2 separate regions of the Homo sapiens genome follow, and region 1 is linked to region 2. Evidence: chromatin loops called from intact Hi-C (ENCODE). Cell type or tissue: IMR-90. All regions are shown on one strand. Each heading gives the region's core, and the rest is flanking DNA. Links, peaks and the distances in the headings are about the cores only.

The links. A loop is a pair of places that touch in the nucleus more often than their neighbours do. Peaks named below come from ENCODE experiments on the same cell type or tissue, not always from the same donor. Only the 100,000 strongest peaks of a DNase experiment are listed, where the experiment ranks them.
Region 1: a loop joins it to region 2, with 3 times the contacts of the local background. A loop is called at or near these places in 1 of 110 quality-filtered maps.

What each region holds. Positions count from the first base shown.
Region 1 is chr5:31,363,891-31,366,814 of GRCh38, reverse strand. No RefSeq gene overlaps it. Among named protein-coding and RNA genes, the nearest start is that of DROSHA, 170 kb to the left of the region's middle. In IMR-90, for the core only: no CTCF peak of the experiment used is centred there; DNase peaks (open chromatin) are centred at 1,394 and 1,774; H3K27ac peaks cover 1,944 bases.
Region 2 is chr5:31,476,312-31,479,235 of GRCh38, reverse strand. All of the region lies in intron 16 of DROSHA (drosha ribonuclease III), which reads left to right. Among named protein-coding and RNA genes, the nearest start is that of DROSHA, 54 kb to the left of the region's middle. In IMR-90, for the core only: no CTCF peak of the experiment used is centred there; a DNase peak (open chromatin) is centred at 1,545; H3K27ac peaks cover 1,110 bases.

The DNA of each region.
Region 1 (2,924 bases), core at 133-2,632, 110 kb after region 2:
TGAGCAGAAAATACTCCAACTCACTGAAAGCAAACCCTCTGCCAACTCAAACGGGTCTCCAGCCTTGCTTTGAATAGTTTGGGTGTTCTTTTTTAGATTGATTAGAGCTTAAATGTTCAGTGCCACTCTCTATCTCTGTTACAGTGCAAATGTGGTGTTCAGGTATTTATTTTCCAGTTTAGCATTTCATAATAGTCTGTTATTTTCTGCCTAGGTTGCTTTGTGACAGTCTCATGCAGAATTTCCTCCCGTGTGGTCTTTTCTCTTTTGGATACATCTCATTATCCATTTAAGTGTAATGAGATAAATATGGGCCATCAAGTGACTGTAGGGGAATAAGTGCCCAGAACCACCTTGCAAATAAGTAGTTGCTCTCTCACCTGGAGAGCTTTAAAATATGTCCACACTGGAAACATTTTAAGGGATAGGTTAAAAATTTTTTTTACCTAGTATTGCATCTATGCAGTTCTTACAGGAGTTTTGTTAAAACTCTACTTATCATGAGTACATGTGGGTGTTTATGGAATCAAGAAAGTGGACATGAACTGGTTTTCCCATTGGGCATGTTTCATGCAGGGTACAAAGTATAGCAGTGATCAGAAATGCTTGATTTCTGTGGAAAAGGCAGCCACTAAGGTCAGAGCCTTGGGGAAAGGCGGTAGATGGTGGAGGTAGTATGACCAGAATAGCTGGCGGCTGCTGCCAGAAAGGGCAACAGTTAATTCTGGACTTTCATTGCAAGCAAAGAGGGATGTAAGTCTGCACCTGAGGGCCTGGCTCCCCAGGGCAAGAGGAATGACTCTGAGGCTCACCGTGCAGTGTTTAGTATGAGGAAGGAGGCTACTTGCCCTCTGGGCCTTCACTATCCTCTCCTGTTGCTAGGTACTTCATTAGAGCAGGAGGTTAAACAATTCACCTACAAAACAAGACCCCACCCTTTGTTTCTCTGCTCAAGTGTCCTATGGAGTTTTGCCACATAGTTTGTGGCATTCTCTGATGCACCAGGATTTGTGTCAAACCCTTAGACTCTGTCCTACTTTAATTTGTGAAATGGAGGTTGGAAGCTGGGACAATACACAGATGATAGTTCTGTAATCTTAAAAATAATTATTCAGAAAATCTCTTCTATCTCCTCTCTCCATCTGAGTATCATGGGAATTCAAATTTAGAGATTAGTTTCTCCTAAAATCAGGACTGCTGTTCATGTTGCTGTAGTAACATTGGTAATGAAAGAAAGAGTTTCCAGGAGACCCATTTGTCAAACTCTATTCCAATCACAAGGGCTGGATTTATAAATTCCATAGACTACTTCAACTTCATTTTTTCTCTACAGAGTCATGTATTATTTTACAGTTAGGCATTAAAACTATGTAACTGGATTAAAAAGTAATGAAATACTTACTATGACTGGTAGGTTCGCTATTTGAGATAAATTTAAAAGATCACAGTCATCATTGTACATAGCCAGTGTTTTCTTTCTTGAGTTCATAGATGCTTTAGTGGTAAAACTTTTTCCAAGTCCTGCCCATGGCCATGATATAAAGACATGCCATCAAACTTCCTGCAAACCAGAAAAAAATGATACACTCAAACTTTTGGAGCTGTGGAAAACTGGATTCCAATCTCAGATATTGACTTTGACTCCACAGATAATTGACTTTGATATTGATATCATTATTAGTGTGTGATGCATTCTTTCAGAAAGGTTCTGCAGGAGTGTAACATGATATACTCTAAAATATGTGCTTTGGTTAGAAGATGGCAGGTTGAGCACATGTTTGCCTTTTGAGTCACCAAAGCTCACTGGGGACAAAAAAGGATAGAAGTTGCTAACCCATAGTGAGAAGGCCAGGATAAGGACAAGGAGAGTTGGGCAGCCAATAGATAAGAAAGTTTAATCAGTTTAATAAATTTCCGGGAGATAGAGAACAGAAATGTGTTGAATGACAGAAGCCCAGAACATGCTATGGGAGGTAGTAGAGCAAGTAAGAGCCAAGAAACTTGAAGAGACTTTAGGTTCTACATCAAACCATAGGATAGGACAGGAGTAAGGGGTACTAATTAAAGAACAACTTATGGAACAACTACATAGGTGGGTGCAATTCTCATAGGAATTATGTTAAAACTCTACTTACTATGAATACATGTGGGTGTTTATGGAATCAAGAAAGTGAACATGAACTGGTTTTCCCATTGGGCATATTTCATGCAGGGTACAAAGTACAGCTGTCTCTCACAGCTCTGTATGCAGAATGGCAAAATGCCTGAGACTTATCTGTAAACCAACCAACCAGGCAACCAACCAACCCACCAACCAACCAAGCAACCAACCAACTCACCAAGCAACCAACCAACCAACAAACCAACCAACCCACCAACCAACCCACCAACCAACCCACCAACCAACCAAGCAACCAACCAACTTACCAAACAACCAATCAACCCACCAACCAACCAATCCATCAACCAACCCACCAAGCAACCCACCAACCAGCCAAGCCACCAACCCACCAACCAACCCACCAACCAACCAACCAACTCACCAACCAACAAACCCACCAACCCACCAACCAACCAACCAACCAACCAACCAACCAACTCACCAACCAACCAACCAACCAACCAACCAACCCACCAACCAACCAACCAACCCACCAACCAACCCACCAACCAACCAACCAACCAACCAACCAACCAATCCACCAACCTACCATCCAAACAATCAGCAAAAACAGAGGGGGTATTTTGTAAAACAAAAATGAACTCAAAGGAAAATTTAAGGTTCTAGCTGTGTGCTATTGCCTGTGGTAGACCTACTACCTAACAGAGGCTGGCCCTTCATTTATTCTAAAGCAGGCTAAAGCAAAACTGTCACTGATATGCTTCAGTCATTTGAATAGACTTCCCAGTCAGAATTCCCTCAA
Region 2 (2,924 bases), core at 216-2,715:
TAAATGGCTTGATTTGTATTGTTTTAACTGCTTTAAGGAGAATTATGCTTTTTTTCTTCAAGTGGAATAACAATATGTTACACAACTTCCTTTTTTTTTTAAACTCAGATACTTCAGGCATTCTCTGTACTGTAAATGCTTTGCTTCATTCTTTGATGCATACTTAGCATTTTATAGTATGGATGGACATTAATTTGTTTATAATTCCTATGGTGACAAATATTCTGGAGTTCTCCATTGTTTCCCCATTTTGTATAAATGCTTCAGAAATAGTCTGTGTCTATCCTGTTGCATTTGTTTGTTTCTGTAAGGTAGAGTTCTAGTAGTGAAATTATGTGTTAAGATAGTATGTACATTTTAAATTCAGAATGATGTTGGCCAAGTTTTCTCTAGAAAGGACATACCAATTTGTAGTTCTGACCAACAGTACTCTTTCTGACCAACAGAAAGTACTCTTTTTCTATACACCTGCCAATACTGGATGTTACTAGTCTTTTTTTTGAGACAGAGTCTCACTCTTCTCACCCAGGGTGGAGTGCGGTGGTGCCATCTCGGCTCACTGCAACCTCTGCCTCCCGGGTTCAAGCGATTCTCTTGCCTCAGCCTCCCAAGTTGCTGAGATTACAGGGACCTGCCACCATGCCTGGCTAATTTTTGTATTTTTAGTAGAGACAGGGGTTTGCCATGTTGGTCAGGCTGGTCTCGAACTCCTGACCTCAGGTCTGCCCGCCTCAGCCTCCTAAAGTGCTAGGATTAAAGGCGTGAGCCATCACACCTGGCCAGGATGTTACTAGTCTTTTACAGTTTAGTCCAAGCTTGTCCAACCCACAGCCCATGGGCCACATATGGCCCAGGACGGCTTTGAATGTGGCCCATCACAAATTCGTAAACTTTCGTAAAACATTTTGAGTTTTTTTTGGATTTTTCTTTTTAATCTCATCAGCTGTCGTTAGTGTCAGTGTATTTTATGTGTGGCCCAAGACAATTCTTCCACTGTGGCCCAGGGAAGCTGAAAGATTGGACATTCCTGGTTTAGTCCATCTGATAAGCGAAAAGTCTGATGTTACTATTTGCATGTTTCTTGAACTTCTTTGAGAATGAGTAACTTTCCGCATTTTTCAGGTATTTTATGGTTTTCTCATTCTGACTTGCTTTTTGTTTATGTCAGTTTATTATAATATCTAACTGAAAATTCAAGTTTTATAAGTCATCATCATATTTCTCTAATTCTTCAGTTTATCCCTTTTGAAGATAGCTGTCCCAGTTGCTTTATACAACTTTACCCAAAAGTAAGCTTGATAGTTTAAACCAAGGATTATTCAATGTTGACCAGTTTACCAGAAACCAAATCATAGAGCAATCAGTTTATTGAGATTTAAAATTTTTTCTCAAATTTTTGTTTCTTTCCTATCCCACTCTCTACCTTTGGTCGCAAAATAGTTGATATGAACTAGACTGAGTATAAGGTTTTATTCTGAGTGTAACTGGGGCAAAGGTAGGTCGTGATTCAAGATAGTGAGATCACACTTAGGGGAAAGCCTACTCATTGCTTATATTACTGCCCTAGTAAAGCATTGCAAATCCTGAATCAGTTTTGCAAATTGACTGTCTAGAAAATTGATTCTTTGAAATTGCCCCATCTGGAGCAGTAGTTCTCAGGTGTGGCTGGCAGGGGGCCAGGAGGTGGGAGAGTATTGCAAAATTTCCAGGAGGCAAGTGTAGTTTGCAAAACCATCTATTAGTACCACAACTTAATATACATTTGGAAAATTTAGAAAAGACTTGTTAATACGTATTTTAGAAAATAAGATTATTAGGATGTCTCAGCAGGAATATCCAGAAGACACAGAAACGCAGTCATACAGTTACTGTCAGTGTAGAGAAAGGGGATAATATTTTTGTATTTCTTAAAGTTGAGTACTAACAGTTGAGAAATACTCTTATAAGCAGCCATATTCTTAATACAGATTCTCTAACAAATTACCCCCTCCCCAAATAACCATATAAATAATCAAGCAATATAAACTGAGAGAATTGGGTCTCTAAGAAACAGTTTATAAAGTCTGTCAGTTCATTAATGACTGTCCAGATTCATTCCCTGAAACACAAACTCCAGTTCTTCCCGAATAATGAGCTGTTGTCACAGTTCCAGTCCCAGAGTTGGCGGAATTCCTGCTAACCTTAGCTTACCCGCTCTCATTTCTCATTTATATCATGTCCTATTTATTTCAGCCAACAAGATAAAAATTACTTCCTAGCCCTCAGTGACATGGCTCCATAAATCCCCAACATAAACAAGTGGCAAGGCAGACAAACCAAAAGAGCCAATTCATTAACATTAGTGAATTCATGGCAGCCTGAGTGCGAGTGGCCAAGTTATTAGTCTGCTTTAGAAAGTCATTCCACAAATGTTTATGGAGTGTCTTTTTGCCAGGCTGGGTGTGAGAGATATAGCCCATGCCCTGTGGGCTCTGGCAGGAGTCTCTAATTTATGGATCTCCTCTTACCTTTCCATGGAAATCGAGCCCCAAAACCAGACAGGGAGCAGAGTCTCAATCCCCCTTCCTTGAGATACCTTTCACCTCAGGTTATCTGCCCTGAGTTTCTACTTTTTTACAGTGGTAAATAAAATCTCTTTAAGGTTTAGTTGCCATTTAAAATATTTAGCAGATTTCAACATGGATTTGTGGTTTCTCCTTCAGTGTTGTTAACTTTGCACCTGATGTGTGTATATGTATATTTTTAATTATGTCTTGTTTCTATGCTGCTATGTGACTCGCTTCTGCCTCATCATTAGCGTTGTACCTAAATAAGAAGGTGGATAACTGGCATTCTTATAAGCACCTTGTGATCTTCTTTCTTTCTTTCTTTGATAGAGAGTCTCACCCTGTCACTCAGGCTGGAGTGCAGTGGCACAGTCTCGG